Regions from separate parts of the Homo sapiens genome. Here region 2 is linked to region 1. A link is an interaction called in ENCODE POLR2A ChIA-PET data of the cell type or tissue named here. Cell type or tissue: PC-3. All regions are shown on one strand.

Evidence for each region. Peaks named below come from ENCODE experiments on the same cell type or tissue, not always from the same donor. Only the 100,000 strongest peaks of a DNase experiment are listed, where the experiment ranks them.
Region 2: POLR2A ChIA-PET joins it to region 1 with 12 read pairs; 3 of 35 experiments call an interaction of 5 or more read pairs at or near these places.

What each region holds. Positions count from the first base shown.
Region 1 is chr16:87,454,143-87,462,142 of GRCh38, reverse strand. ZCCHC14 (zinc finger CCHC-type containing 14) reads left to right here. Exons shown (of 13, transcript NM_015144.3): 2 at 2,012-2,135. Among named protein-coding and RNA genes, the nearest start is that of ZCCHC14, 35 kb to the left of the region's middle. RefSeq lists an enhancer at 3,771-4,970. In PC-3, a CTCF peak has its summit at 567 (motif pointing left); DNase peaks (open chromatin) are centred at 502, 4,262 and 4,592; H3K4me3 peaks cover 1,333 bases; H3K27ac peaks cover 2,496 bases.
Region 2 is chr16:87,577,499-87,585,498 of GRCh38, reverse strand. It overlaps LOC124903749 (a long non-coding RNA gene), which reads right to left and starts at 3,515. Exons shown (of 2, transcript XR_007065171.1): 1 at 3,341-3,515; 2 at 502-1,180. In PC-3, no CTCF peak of the experiment used is centred here; a DNase peak (open chromatin) is centred at 3,458; H3K27ac peaks cover 636 bases.

The DNA of each region.
Region 1 (8,000 bases):
TAGGACTTTTTTTTTTTTTTTTACTTTTTTAGAAATTTAAATAGAGACAGGGTCTCGCTGTTACCCAGGCCAGTAACAAACTCATAGTTTCAAGCAGTCCTCCTGCCTCAGCCTCCCAAAGTGCTGGGATTATAGCCATGAGCTGCTGCGCCCGGCCTTATTTTCTCGAGTTACATAAACTTCCCAATTATGTAGCCCTGTGACAAGTTGCTTTTCTTGGAAGGCATCTGTTGAGCCGCGTGGGATCTGTTAGTCCCTCTCCCTGCATGAACAGCCCAGGAGGGCTTCTTGCTGGGGGGCAGGGGCATTGACAGAGCTGGGATCAGAGGATCTCGCTATGGACTTGGGTGTGGCCCCTGTGGCTTGCTGTCTGTGGAATACAGCAGGTGCTGGTCCTGCCGGAGTGGCAGCAGTCTCCACCCTTTCCTCCCAACTCCAGCTTCCGCCTCCACTTTCATCCTGTCTGAGGTCGAGGCCACGCCTACCTGGCCAGCCCTCTGCAGAGCGAGTGCTGGGATCTGTGCTTGTGAGTGAACTTAGGGGATGTTTTGGTCAACTGCCACCTACCGTCCAGGTATGAGATGAAAGAACAAGTGGAGGCTGGAGAGGTCAGGCCATTTTCCAGGCTGCTTGTGCCATGTACTTTCCCATACTGTGAATGCAGCATTGCTTATCAGCTCTTTTGATGAACTTTAAAATCTTACGCCTCTCATATCCTCCGAAATTTTGAAATACATTGAGACTGTAAAGAAGTTACAGCATTGGCCATTTTTATTCTTCTAAATCCTATAAGTTATAAATGTGTTTTGGCTGTGAAATTTTAAAATACTGATGGGGAGGGAATGAAGGTTATTGCTACCCCCCTCCTCTCGCCCCTCTGGGCCCCTTCCGGCTTATTCCACATTCACACCATCACTGAACCCAGGAAGCAGGAGGGGTGGGACGAGCCTGGCTAGCCCGTGGCTTGTTTCTGCGCTTGTTGTGTGTTGGGAGCACTGGTGGTCAGGAGGGCCTCCCCCACCCACAGCTTGGGGGCGGCCGTCACCTGCAGGTACACTGTCTGTGCTTAGCAGGTCTCTGTCGATGGGGACTGAGGGTGTGCCCCGCTTTCCCTGTCACAGACACTCCTGCAGTGGGCACACCCCATCAGGTCATTTTCTCACGTGTGAGTACTTGGTATGGTGAATTCCTAGAAATGGAATTGGGATGTAATTTTAGGATATGCTTTTTCAAACTGTACCCCAAATAGACCGAGTTGTATTCTGTTCTTTGCTGTTGTTTTTAAAGCATTTTATGATTTAAGATTTATAGAAGGAGAATGTTAAGTCCTGCTGTGTAATTCGTTTTATAGGGAGCTATTTGATTTGAAGAAATATGAAAATAAAAGTTTGCCTCAAATAAAAATATATAATTCATGCCACCTTGGCTAACATAGTTCCTTTTTTTTTTCTTGGAGATAGAGCCTTACTCTGTTGCCCAGGCTGGAGTGTAGTGTCACCATCTTGGCTCACTGCAGCCCCTGCCTCCTGGGTTCAAGTGATCCTCCCACGTCAGCCTCCCGAGTAGCTGGGACTATAGGCACTTGCCATCACGCCTGGCTAATTTTTGTATTTTTAATAGAGATGGGGTTTCACCATGTTGGCCAGGCTGGTCTTGAACTCCTGGGCTCAAGAGATCCACCTGCGTCAGCCTCCTAAAGTGCTGGGATAACAGGCGTGAGCCACCGTGCCCGGCCTCTTTGGCTACCATAGTTTCTGTGCACCCGATGAACCCCAGCCACAAGACGTAAGCGCCCGTGTTTGACTCAAGTTATCTGAGCTCTTTTGCACTTTCAGTGGAGAGTAGTAGGTGAAATTTTCATCTTTCTTGGGGAAGGCTTATTATTATAATAATACATGTTTTGTAGAAAAATGGAAACCAAGGTAATTATGAAAGACTTAATTAACAAATAAAATTGTCCCCTATTAACTCCGTGGGAGAAAATAAGATGATTCTGTTTCTGTTCCCTCAGATCACTCCAAGAACTGAGGCCCCTGTCAGCAGTGTCAGTAATAGTTTGGAGAATGCCCTGCACACATCAGCACATTCCACGGAGGAGTCGCTGCCCAAGAGGCCCTTAGGAAAACACAGCAAAGGTGAGTGCACGCACGGGTTTCAGGAGGACGTCTGACGGACGGAGGATGGGCACACCCCAGATCCCCGTGAGGGCATTGTTAAATGCTTTCAGATCTTTCATAAATGCCAATCTTATGTGTATTTTTCTAAATTCTATAAGCAATACATGAATATGCTTTGGCTGTAAAAATCTCAATTATTGATGTTTTTTAAGGAGAAGTCCAGACGTGGTTTCTCACACCTGTAATCCCAGCACTTTGGGAGACTGAGGTGGGCGGATCACCTGAGGTTGGGAGTTTGAGACCAGCCTGACCAACATGAAGAAACCCCATCTCTACTAAAAATACAAAATTAGCTGGGCGTGGTGGCGGGCATCTGTAATCCCAGCTACTCGGGAGGCTGAGGCAGGAGAATCGCTTGAACCCAGGAGGCGGAGGTCGTGGTAAGCCAAGATCACGCCATTGCACTCCAGCCTGGGCAACAAGAGCAAAACTCCGTCTGAAAAAAAAAAAAAAATTAGCCAGGCCTGGTGGTGCACGCTTGTAATCCCAGCTACTTGAGAGGCTGAGGCAGGAGAATTGCTTGAACCCAGGAGGTGGAGGTTGCAGTGAGCCGAGATCGTGCCACTGCCCTCCAGTCTGGGTGACAGAGTGAGATTACATCTCAAAAAAAAAAAAAGGGTGGGAGGAATAAGTTTTACACCCTCCTCCCCACCCCACATGGAAATCATCCTTAACCACTAGAGCGGTGTTGTCCTGAAGCGCTCTCTGTGGTGACGGAGTGTTTTCCACCTGCACTGAGTTGGTTGTCAGCAGCCACACGTGCCTTCCGCGCACTTGAAACATGGCTAATGTGACTGGCTACCTGAGTCTTTATTTTTCTTTAACGTACACGTGGACAGCTCAGCGTGGGTAGTGAGGCGCGGCCTGAGCCCCTGTGGCTCTGCACGCCAGCCTCTGCCGTGTTATGATCAGCTGCAAAGTTGGTAACCATGCCATAGTAGTGGAGGCTTTGGGGAGGGGAGAGTAAGGTGGTTTGTAGGACTAGATGGACCAGATAATGCATACCCGGTAAAATAAATGCTTGTGTGGTTTGCAGAATCGTCAGTAGTGGGGAGACAGAGACCAGGGTGGCGCTTTCCAGTGGGGTCACTGGTCCTGAGCCCCCATGGCATAGAGGTACCGAGGCCGGCTGTGTCCGCATCTGCTGGCCTCTATTCTCCCTGTGTTATTTACAAAGATGTTTGTCTCCTAGCAGGTGCGCCACGTGAGGCCCAGAGCCGCACTCGCTCACCCTGTGCGCTCTCCCCCAACCGCCCCGCACCGTCCCCGTCCCTGGCACGGCGCTTCGTGCCTTCCACAGGCTTCATAACTGCTTTGTTTCTAAAGTCCCGTTCTGACAACGCCATCGAGAGCCACCTGTCTCTGATTTAGATCCTAACTCAGGAAGGACCCATTTCCCCAGCAGCTGCAGCCTCTGTTGATGTAATGAGCACGGTATGGTATGGAGACAGTAACTCCTTACTGCAGCCCTGCGAGGGCTCCTGTCCCCACTTGACCCTCGTAGCAACCCCCTGAGGTCGCAACAGTCTTTGTCTTATCCACTGCTCTTGGGAGGGTCTGTGGCTCTTGGTTGAGCGTCTTCACCGCACCCTCATCCTGGTGATGCCGCGATGCTCCAACCCCAGAGCGGACACTTGGCGTCGGAATTGCAGGGAGTCCCTCCGCTGTAGAAAGGGCTCCTCCTCTTCCTTCCCCCATGCCATCCCAGGAGAAAGGCCTGCCGTGGAGTGCCGCTTCCTTTGTCCCCAGACAGTCCAGCCTAGGAACCTGTGCCCTGCACACCCTGTGAATCTTAAGGGATGGACCCTTCAGTGCTTTTTCTTCAGGATGTAATTATTGACATCCCCATTCTTTTTTTTTTTTTTCTGTATAATTTCAAAGTAGCGAGTATCTGTCATTGTCTCGTCTGCATGCTTTGGTGCCCAGAGAGACAGAGGGTGAGCTGACTCTCATGTGAGCTGTGGCAAAGCCTGCGTAGGCTGGCGGGTCGGCTCTGAGGCCACGAGTGGTCATTCTCAAACCCCACAGTGCTTAAAATACCGCAGCGAGCAGACGCTCTTAATTACCTGCAGCATTCTCCATTCATTAGTCATAGAGGGTCGCGGTTTCTGTTGTCCGGAAATTGGCAAGTGAGTTAACTTGGTTTTCTTAGTCACTTTTCATGTGAATCCTTTTAATATTCTGTTGGGTGCAGGTTATTGCCCTTCAGAAAGTCTAAAGTCACAGTAAGTTGTATAGTTTTATTACTATAAAGTTTTCTCTCTGTCTTTTCTGTATCCTACTTCTGTTTTGGTTTTTCTCTGCTTCTTCAGAAGTCTTACAGTGATACAGTTTAATTTATAGAGTGGTCAGACATTTAAAAAATTTCTTAGTATGTAAAAGGTTAGGGAAGCTTTTATATACTTGAACAACAGTCCAAGCACATGACTAACTTACATGACAGATACTGACTTACATCATCTTCATAACAGCCCTTTGAGGGCTGATTATACCTATTTAATTCTAACTGATCCCATGTGGTGATTTTTACCCCATTTTACAGATGGGAGAACTGAGTCACAGATAAGAAATTTTCCTGAGGTCAGCTGGGATTCAAAGCCAGAGCTAATGCTCTTAACCCTGTGGCTGGCTGAAGAAAATAGCAGAGGAAAAGAAAGGTGGGACTGTACTGAAAGTGGAAAACACACCGTTGTGTGGGCAGTGCCTATGAGTACACATTAACCAGTGAAATCATTCCTTTTTTTCCTGACCTATTTATTGTGAACATTTTCCAGTTCAGGAGTAGAGATTGTAGCCTAGTAAACCCCGTACCCAGTGCCTGGCTGCAGCTCCAGGTCACTGTGTGTGGCTTCTGAGCCCCCTGCCCCTCGTGGGTGTGGCTGAGAACTGCGGTGCACTCTCCAGCGCTCCAGTCCCTGTGTTGATGATTTACTGAAACTTAGGGAAGCTGTTGTAGTGTACAAGCTGAGATGGAAACTGCTTTTACTAATACTCTCAACAAAGTAAGTTCTGTAACTTTGGACTTTGAGGAATTATAATTTTTTAAAGTTTTCTTTTTGTGAGACAGTGAAGGAGGTATACTTTCATTAAACTTGTTTATATACCAGTAGTTTTCAATCTTTTTGGTCTTAGGACCCCTTTGCACTCTTAAAAATTAGAGATTCCAAAGAATCCATGTTTATGTGGGTCACATCTATAGGTATTTACCATATTATCGATTAAAACTGAGTTTTTAAAAATTATTTTAAATGAATGTTTTCCATTGTGTGCCCCTGGGGTTTGTGTTTGCCATGCAGCGTTGTTACAGCTGAAGAGAGCTAAAGACCAAACTCCAAAACAAAATCTATCCCAACCAATTAGAACATGAATTCTAAGAAGACAAGAATTCACCTAAAATCTAAATTTTTTTTTTTTTTTTTTTTTTTTTTTTTTGGAGACAGAGTCTTGCTCTGTCGCCCAGGCTGGAGTGCAGTGGCGCAATCACAGCTCACTGCAACCTCCGCCTCCCGGGTTCACGCCATTCTCTTGCCTCAGCCTCCGGAGTAGCTGCTGGGGCTACAGGTGCCGGCCACCACGCCCGGCTATTTTTTTATATTTTTAGTAGAGACGTGGTTTCACCGTGTTAGCCAGGATAGTCTCGATCTCCTGACCTCGTGATCCGCCCGCCTCGGCTTCCCAAAGTGCTGGGATTACAGGCGTGAGCCACTGCGCCCAGCCCTAAAATCTAAATTCTAAAATGCCCACAGTCTGTGGCCTTTCCTGGGTTGTGCTGGGATTCCAGTGTGTAGCCGAAATCGAGAAGCCTTGATAGTTTCAATTTCCTTATGGGTTCTTTATCTAACATTTTATTATGAGGACTTTGAAACACACGGTAAAGTTGAAAAAGTTTCACAGTGAGTACCCTTCACCTAGATTAGACAGTTCCATTTTACCGCATAGATGCTTTTCAACTTACAGTGGGGGCTGCAAGTTGAAAATACCACAAGTTGCAATGCAGTGAATACACCACACCTGCTACACATCATGGCTTAGCCTAGCCTACCTTAAATGTGCTCAGAACGCTTGCATTAGCCTGCAGGTGGGCAAAATTATCTAACACACAGCCCACTTCATAGTGAAGTTTTGACTCATGTAATCTATTGAGTCTGTACTGAAAGTGGAAAACAGAATGGTTGTATGGGCGCTCGAAGCAGTTCCTTCTGAATGCATGTTGCTTTTGCACTGTTGTAAAGTCGAAAAATCGTCAACTCCAGCCATCTTCAGTCAGGGACCATCTGTACTTACTATTTTTAAGCTGGTTGCCTGTAGCATTCCTCAGCCACGGATTCTGATTTGAACCCCAGGGCACAGAGAATCATTTGAGTGATGGTTTTCTCAATTTCCCTGAAGAAAATGTGATTAGAGACACAGGAGGAGTCAAGTTCTTCATCGTAGAAGAGCTTCTGTAGGACGCTAGGACTTTGCGCCCTCTATGAGCCCCCCATTTAAGAGAAGCAACAGGAATGCACTACACATCTTTACCTTTTCAGGCTCTACTCTGAGTTAATGTTGAGCCACTCCATGTGACACAGAAGCCTCTTGTCACTGTGTTGTTCATTGGGGTGCCGAGGCCAGCTCATGGTATCTCCTGAGAGCCAGTCGTTCACTTTCCAGTATTTTTTTTTGCGGGGGCGGGGGGGGACGGAGTTTCACTCTTGTTGCCCAGGCTGGAACACAATGGCACGATCTCGGTTCACCACAACCTCCACCTCCTGGGGTCAAGTGATTCTCCTGCCTCAGCCTCCCTAGCAGCTGGGATTACAGGCATGTGCCACCACGCCTGCCTAATTTTGTATTTTTAGTAGAGATGGGGTTTCTCCATGTTGGTCAGGCTGGTCTTGAATTCCCGACCTCAGGTGATCTGCCCGCCTCGGCCTCCCACAGTGCTGGGATTACAGATGTGAGCCACGGCGCTCGGCCTCCAGGATTTTTTAAAGCCCGCTGATGTTGCATTGGTGGCTGATGGTGGCATGTCGTCAGCCGTGGCAGAGCATTTATGCTTTGTGGATCGGCAGATGACACAGATCAGGGGCCGCCCCGTCCTCACCAGTTGTCAGCCGTTTACCAGGCATCATCAGTGCAGCTCTGCCCTGTCCTGTATGTGTACTTGTCACATGGGTCCAGCTACGTGTGCTCTGCACCATGTAAAACAGGGCTAGGATTTTTGCATCTATTCTAAGAAAGGAAAAGGAAAAAGATGATAGTCTTTTATATTATCCATACTATTTACTATTCCCACTGCTCTTCATTTTATCCTGAAAATTGGAATTTCCATCTGGTCTCATTTCCCGTCAGCCTGAAGAACTTCCTTTCACATTTCTTTCACTGCAGTTCTGCTGACAGTGGATTTTAGTTTTCATTTATCTGAAAATATCTTTGTTTTGCCTTCATTCTGGCTAATTATGGAATTCTTCATTGAGAGTTTTTGTTTTAACTTTAACAATGTCATTTTGCTATATTCTGGCTCTTGTTTTTCTAAAGAAAAGTCCTCTAGCATTTCTGTCGCTGTATGCCGTGGGCCATTTTTCTCTGGCTGCGTTGAGGATGTTGTCTTTGGTTTGGAATGGTTTGTCTGTGATGTGCCTTGGTGTAATTTTCTTTTATTTCATTTCTTGTTTACTGAACTGCTTGTTTCAGCTTATGTTTTGCACTACAACAGAAACTTTTCAGCCAGTATTGAAGTATTCTTTCTTCCTCATTCTCCTCCTCTTCTCCATCTGAGACTCCAGTTCTCATGTATGAGAAACCTTTGGTCTTGTCCCACAGATCTGAGGTGAAGCTCAG
Region 2 (8,000 bases), 120 kb before region 1:
CCCAGCAGCCTTCGCCACAGGAGGGGTTTGGGACTCCCCGCCAGTGCTGAGGGGCTTGGGAGTCAGACAGACCTGGGTTTCCCATCCCTGCCCACCCCACCCTTCTCCCTGAGCCTCAGGCCTCACTCCCCTCATCTGTGAAGTGGGATCAGTCATCTACCTACCTCCAGATGACAGAGATCCCAGGAGATGAAGCAGCCAGTGCCTAGGGCGTGCCAGATCTCAGGTCACGGTGCAGGCGAGCTCGGGGATTGTCCAGGAAGCTCCCTCTTGCACCCCCTCCTGCTCTCAGGTCATGGTCCAGGCAAGCTCGGGGACTGGCCAGGAGGCTCCCTCTTGCACCCATCCCCTCGCTTTCTGTACAAGGCCTTGCTGCTGCCTTGGGTACCACGCTGAGCAGCGCCTCTGTCCCCTGGGCCCTAGTGATGCTGATCCCTCAGCCTGGAATCCCCCCTGCTCCCTGCTAACTCTATTTAGGCAAAATTCACATAACAAAATGTGTCATTTTAACCATTTTATTTTACTTATTTGGTTTTATTTTTTAATTTTAGAGATGACATCTCACTCTGTTGCCCAGGCTGGAGTGCAGTGTGATCACAGCTCACTGCAGCTCCCGACCTCCTGGGCTCGAGTGATCCTCCTGCCTTGGCCTCCCGAGTAGCTGGGACTACAGGCACGCGCCACCATGCCCTGCCTATTTTAACCTGAACGGTACAGTGGCATTTGGTACGTTCACAGAGTTGTTGCAACCAGCAGCACCGTCCATCTGGCACCAGAGCATTCCCATCACCCCAAAACATCACCCCAAAACACCCCGTCCCCGTTAGCAGCCACTCCCCCTTCCCCTCCTGACCCCTGCCCCAAGCCCCTGGCGATCACTCATGAACTTTATGTGTTTATGGATTTGCCTATTGCAGACATTTCACATAAATGGAATCACAATATGTTATCATATTTTATGATTGGATCACAGTTTCCAGGGCATGTTGCGGTGTGACTCAGAGCTTCTTTCCTTTCCGTGGCTGAATAACACCCCACTGTATACACACTGTGTTTATCTCTTCAACCATAACAGACCCTTGGTAGTGTCCAGCCTCTGGCTGTTGTGGGTAATGCTGCTGTGAACGCGGGTGCGCAGGTATCTGTCTGAGCGCCTGTTTGAATTCTCTTGAGTAGACACCTAGAAGCAGAATTGCTAGGTCATAGGATGATTCTCCATATACTTTTGAGGAACCACCCCCCACACCCAATTCTTACCCATCCCTCAGAGCTCACTGCTGTCTGGCCTTTGTCCACCTCCTTCACATCCCCCCCCCCACACTTTCCCATTCTACTTGGCTTTGTGGAACCTTCTGGATGAAGGGGGTAAGCCTCCTGCAGGCAGGGATGTGTGCCTCGCTCCCCTGAACCCTGGCCTGGCACGTGAACGCCTGCACTGAGTATCTGCTCATGTGTGAATAGAGGACCACGTGTGGCCAACAGGTGTGCAGAGATGTCGCCAGAGAGCCCATGAATCTAGGAGCGAGGGTCACGCCAGAGTCCGGGGCACACGGTAGGCTGGAAGTGCTGGGATTTTTCGCCCCAGGAGCAGCCCTCGTCCAACAACAAACGGGAGTCAAGGTTTGCGGTTTGTCCTGCGACTGCCCCCTGCCCCCACACTGCAGCAGGACAGAGCCCCAGCTGCTTACTGCCACATCTCGGCTGGCTCCTTCCCTTCCCCACTGCGCCCCCACTCTCCCACTGTGCTTCTTGGATCCCCTCCCGACAGACTCTTTCTACTCAGATCCCAGCTCCCAGGGAACTGGCTCCCCAGGGAATCCAATCTAAGACAGCAGGGCCAGCCTCTGACCCAAGAGAGGAACCGCTTTGTCATTAGTAAGAATGAATAATAATTTAGAAGGAGAATGAATAACAAGTAGGAGACCTTCCCAAGGCCACTGCGCCAGGCACGGCGAGATTTCTCCTTCTCTAGGGCTGCACGTGGCCCTGGTCCAGATTTTAGGTGACTCACATGTGCGTGTGTGTGTGTGTGTGTCATAGTGTGTCTCTGTATGCATGTGTGTGTATACATGTGTAATGTACATATGTATAGATATATGTATGCTTGCATGTGTATATACGTATATATATGTGAATTGTCCCTGTGTGCATGGCTGTGTATGTATGTGTATGTGTGTACTGGTACGTGTGTACATGCATGAATGTGTGTGTGTGTATGTATTAGTGTATGTGTGCATGTGTGAGTTTGCACACCTAATAATATCAAGTGCTTATCATGAGCCCAATATTGTTCTAAGAGTTTTATTTTTTTAACCCACTTAATTCTCACAACACTATAATTCGGGTCCTACAGTCATCCCCATTTTACAGATGAGGGAACTGAGACTCTAGAGGCAAAATGGTTTTCCTATGACCACACAGGTGGTGGCCAGTGGGGCTGGGATGCAAAGCCCTCTGGCTGGCTCTGCACCCACCTCCTCCTGAGCCTCCAAGGCAGATCCTGGAGATGTGAGCAGAGCTGTTTCCCCTGAGCCACACGGCAGAGGGACGCTCTGGCCCATCTTTCCCTTGGTTCTAGCTCCTTCCCATGCTAGGAAGGCAAGAAGGCCAGCGTGTATCTAGCGCGTGTGCTCATGGCACAGTCAGGAGGAAGCACTCCAGGAGACAGGCAGCTCCTGCAAGCTCACGGGGCGTGGGTGGTGTGGGAGACCTGGAGGCTCCAGAACGCCTGCCCGCAGCCTGGCCTCGGAGGGGAGGGGGAACCCCATATGTCCTCCAGGCTGCAGAGGCCTTTCCGTTTCAGCTAAGTGCTGGGAGCTTTGCTCCAAAATCACCCGAGGTCTGCGTAAGCTGCACGCCTTCTTCGACGGCCGATGGCTGGCAGGGCCGGCTCTCTGGTCTGAGGCAGCCCTGCCCCGGCTCTCGGGCTCGGCCGCTCTCCAGGGCACCTCCCGCCTGGCCTTGGCTCTTTCAGGGGAGCTGCCTTTGTTCTCCCGAACCTCCAGCTTTAGTGGGAAAGAAAAGGGCCAGGAGGGACCCACAGGCCGGGAGGAGCCTCCCACACGTATATTTAGCTGGAGCTGGGCTGCCGCCCGCCTGGCTCCAGGCCTCATCTGCCTGCTGGAGTTGGATCATGGGACCCAAGAGGAGCCGCCTGCGGTGACGCTGCTGACAGACAGACAGGCTGGCCGAGGCCAGAAATGGTATGTTTTGCAGCTTTTCCTGGACCAGAGGTCCCAGGACAGCGCTGGGTTTTTGTTGTTGGAAAATCAACTTGTTTTTTTCCTCCATTTGATTTTTGAAAATTTTGAAGATTAATGAGAAATATAAATCATCATACCGGAAAGCTGAGATCGCCTCTGCTCCACTATACAGCAAGGAAATGAACAGCTTCGCGCACACACAGCAAGGATGACTCTCACAGCACAAGTCTGTGTGCAAGAGGCCAGACCCTGGGAGGCTCTGTTTATGATGACTCAGAGGCCACAACCTTGGAAACTAGCCTGGGGCATTTGGAGCTGGGCTGGCCACCCTTGGGAGAGGAGGGAGGGCCTGGAAGGAGGTCTAGAATGTTCTATGCCTTAATCGGGTGCTGATTATACATGGGAATTGTGAAAATTCATCAAGCTGGACGTTCGCAATTTGTGCACTTTTCCGTATGTATGGGCAAATAAAATGTTTACTAATATTTTGCTAAAATTTTCCCCCTTTCTATTCTCAAGGAATCGTCACTATTAATATTTTGGGGTGTTTGCTTATACACATTTTTCCATGCATATACACATTTTTTTTCACAGAAAAATAAAATCATCTTCTACCTCCCGTGTGGTCACAGGAGGCAATAAATGCTGAAGCCACGCTGTGGGGGTCCCACGCTGAACTCTCCAGCCAAGCCACTCACCTCCTGAGTTGTTGTTGTGTGGGCGACAGTAGAACCTCTGTAGGTGTGAGCTCTTTAACTTGCTTTTTTCACTGAATCTAATGCAAACATCTTTCCAAACCAAGAACTAACAATTGTGCCTTACATACAAGGGAACCGTAAACACAGGGCAATGTCCAACTGGATCCTCTAAAATGTTTTTTATCCATCTTCAAGATGTAAATGTTTTGATTGTGGATGGAAAAGTCACATGAGTGCTTATAAAATATAATTCATTGATTAAATTAGAAATGCATTTTGAAATCAAAAGTGAGATAAGACAGGGTGTGGGGTAGAGACTAGCCAGTTGTTCATCAAATTGCTTCCTCTTACTCCTGACAGTACAGGTTGTCTCCATTTCCCAGCCTCTGTTGCAGTCAGGACAGTCACATGACAGAGTCTGTCCAATGAGATTGGGACATAATGGTGGGCACCGCTTCCATGCCTGGCCTTGGAAACTCCTCACACCCAGCCTTCCCCATCTTCTGGCTGGATGCCAGGAATCCTCCCCAGACACTGGAGCCTGGGTGATGGTGAATCCACCACAATGAAAGGGCCTGGGCCCTGAGTCACCATGTGGAAGACCACCCACACACACCCAACTAGAACTTGTGTGAAGAAGAAACCCATGGCGCCACCTCTCGTAAATGTCTGGGTTGACGGTGCAACAGTTGACTCACCCTCATGCAATGCATTAATTTAGAAGACATGCTTCTTCCACTTCACATTCGGGTCCCTTTACTCACATCCATCACCTGTGTCATCAACATTGGTGCCGTTATCTTCAAGAACCACTTCTTGAGTCTTCTAATTCTGTTTTCCAAAGCACATCATCTTCTTTTCACTTCTGAGTTCTTTGAGATTTTAATCCACTCGGGGCACTGTTGAGGGCCATTTTATCAAGACACAACTCTCTGCCAGGCACGGGGCTCACACCTGTAATCCCAGCACTTTGGGAGGCCAAGGTGGGCAGATCACTTGCGCTCGGGATTTTGAGACCAGCCTGGCCAACATGGTGAAACCTCGTTTCTATAAAAAATATAAAAATTAGCTGGGCGTGGTGGCATGCACCTGTAGTCCCAGCTACATGGGAGGCTGAGGTGGGAGGATCTCTTGAACCCGGGAGGCAGAGGTTGCAGTGAGCCAAGATCACACCACTGCACTCCAGCCTGGGCGACAGAGCGAGACTTTGTCTCTGGAAAAAAAAAAATATGACAGGTTTTATTCCGCTCCTGCCGCACGCGCCCCCCCCCCAACACCCCTGCTTTTTGACTTGTAGGCTTGAGTTCTGCTCCTCACGACCACTGTTTCTTTTTTTTCTTTTCTTTCTTTTTTTCCTTCCTTTCTTTCTTTTTTTTTTTTTTTCGAAGACAGGGTCTCACTCTGTCACCCAGGCTGGAGGCAGTGGTGCAATCATGGTTCCCTGTAGCCTCGACCTCCTGGGCTCAAGTGATTCTCTTGCCTCAGTCTCCTGAGTAGCTATGACTACCGCCGCCCACCACCATGCCCAGCTAATTTAATTTTTACTTTTTGTAAAGAGAAGGTCTTGCTATGTTGCTCAGGCTGGTCTCAAACACCAGGGATCAAGTGATCTTCCTGCCTAAGCCTCCCAAAGTGCTGGGATTACAGGGGTGAGCCACCGTGCCTGGCCCAGTGTTTCTTTTTAAAGACATGTTTAAAAGGCTTATTCATGTCAACATCTATAGTGGGAGGTCCTCCCCCAGGAAGAGCTGCTGAATCTGTGGGGTGGTTTTTTGTTGTTGTTTTGTTTTGTTTTTGCCTCCTTTGTAATTGCTTCCCTCCGTTTCTCCTCTCAGAATTTCTTAGTAGAGCCTCATTTGAGGTTGTTTCAGAACAAGGTGTCTTCCCCAAACAATACTTGGTTGTGCAAAGTGAAATCATTAAAAGACCAACCTGTAAAGACTCAATTGTTAGATGACTTTCTTTTTAAACTGATATAGTTTGTTTTTATGATTATTTCATTTTTATTTTGGAGATTTGCAAGCCCATAAAAGGGTAGGGTCAGTAGTATAATAAACACCCATGGCTGGGCGCGGTGGCTCACGCCTGTAATTCCAGCACTTTGGGAGGCTGAGGTGGGCAGATCGCCTGAGGTCGGGAGTTCGAGACCAGCCCGGCCAAGAGGGTGAAACCCCGTCTCTACTAAAAATTCAAAAATTAGCCCAGTGTGGTGGTGCGCACCCGTAATCCCAGCAACTCGGGAGGCTGACGCAGGAGAATCACTTGAACCCGGGAGGTGGAGGTTGCAGTGAGCTGAGATGGTGCCATTGTACTCCAGCCTGGGCAACAGAGCAAGACTCCATCTCAAAAAACAAAAACAAAAACAAAAAACAAACAAACAAAAACACCCATGTACCCACCACTGAACTTCCGTAATGATCAATACATGGCCAGTCCTTTTTTTTTTTTTCTGAGACGACGTTTCCCTCTTGTCGCCCAGGCTGGGGTGCGATGGCACCATCTCAGCTCACTGCAAACACCGCCTTCCGGGTTCAAGCCGTTCTCCTCCATGGCCAGTCTTGTGTTCTTGCGTTAGCTCCACCACATCTGCCACACCCGCTGTTGAAAGGGATCTGTTTTGGGAGTGGAGGGAAGCCTTGCCTTATATTTAACGCTATCTCATATACTTACTCAAGATCATTGAAAAAACAAAAACCATTTACTATGGAAAATGACAAACACGCATCTATCTAAGAAGGCAGAGTGTAATGAACCCCGTGTGCTCACCTAGGGTGCCACCTGGGGTGCCCACCTGGGCCTCATTACCAGCTTCCACCTGGGAGCCATCTTCTCTCCTCCATACTCCCATTCTACCTCCCCGAGATGGTTCTGAAGCGAATGCCAAACTAGCTGTCCTCTATCCAGGCAGTGTTCGGGCGGCGTCCAGGCAGTGTCCCCACTGACAGCTGTCTCTGTGTATATGTTATTGAAAGATATCGGGGGGAGGGGGGAGGGAAAGCATTAGGAGATATACCTAATGTAAATGACGAGTTAATGGGTGCAGCACACCAACATGGCACATGTATACATATGTAACAAACCTGCACGTTGTGCACAAGTACCCTAGAACTTAAAGTATAATTAGAAAAAAAAAAGAAAGATATCAACGGGACAGCCCTGGAGATATCCAGGGTTTAGGTCTCAGCTGTGTGGCCTTGGGCAGCGACTTCCCATCTCTGAGCATTCTCCCTACAGGGACTTCCTCACAGGGCTTCTGAGAGCTCTGTGTAAAAACATCTGTGAAATGTGGAACACAAGAAATTCTGATTAGTGTGATTCATGTACTTATTTATTTTATTTTTTTGAGACGGAGTCTCACTCCGTCACCCAGGCTGGAGTGCAGTGGCACCATCTCGGCTCACTGCAACCTCCACCTCCCGGGTTCAAGTGTTTCTCCTGCCTCAGCCTCCTGAGTAGCTGGGATCACAGGCGCGTGCCACCATGCTTGGCTAATTTAAAAAATATTTTTGGTAGAGATGTGGTTTCACCATGTTGGCCAGGCTGGTCTCAAACTCCTGACCTTAAGTGATCCACCTGTCTTGGCCTCCCAAAGTGGTGGGATTACAGGCGTCAGCCACCGCGCCCGGCCTATTTTTGAGACAAGGTCTTACTGTTGCCCAGGCTGGAGTGCAGTGGCATAATCACAGCTCACTGAAACCTCCTGGGCTGGAACCATCCTGCCTCAGCCTCTTGAGTAGCTGGGAGCACATTTTTAAATATATAATTCCAGCTAATTTTTTTAAATTTTTTATTTTTAGAGATGAAGTCTCTCCATGTTGCCCAGACTGGCCTCAAACTCCTGGGTTCAAGTGATCCTCTCACCTTGGCCTGCCAAAGTGCTGGGATTACAGGTGTGGGCCACTGCACCCGGCCTGATCAGTATTTCTTGATAACTGCTTTTTAAAGTATTTTAAAAGCTGAGGAGGGGTGGCTGGTGCCAGGGTGTGGAGGACAGGTTCGTTCAGTTGCAGTCTGTGCCTCACTGAGGGGTGGGAGGGGTAAGCCCCCATTCAGCTGGTAGGCCTCGAGACCCCCCAGTGGATGAGTGGGAGAGGGTACC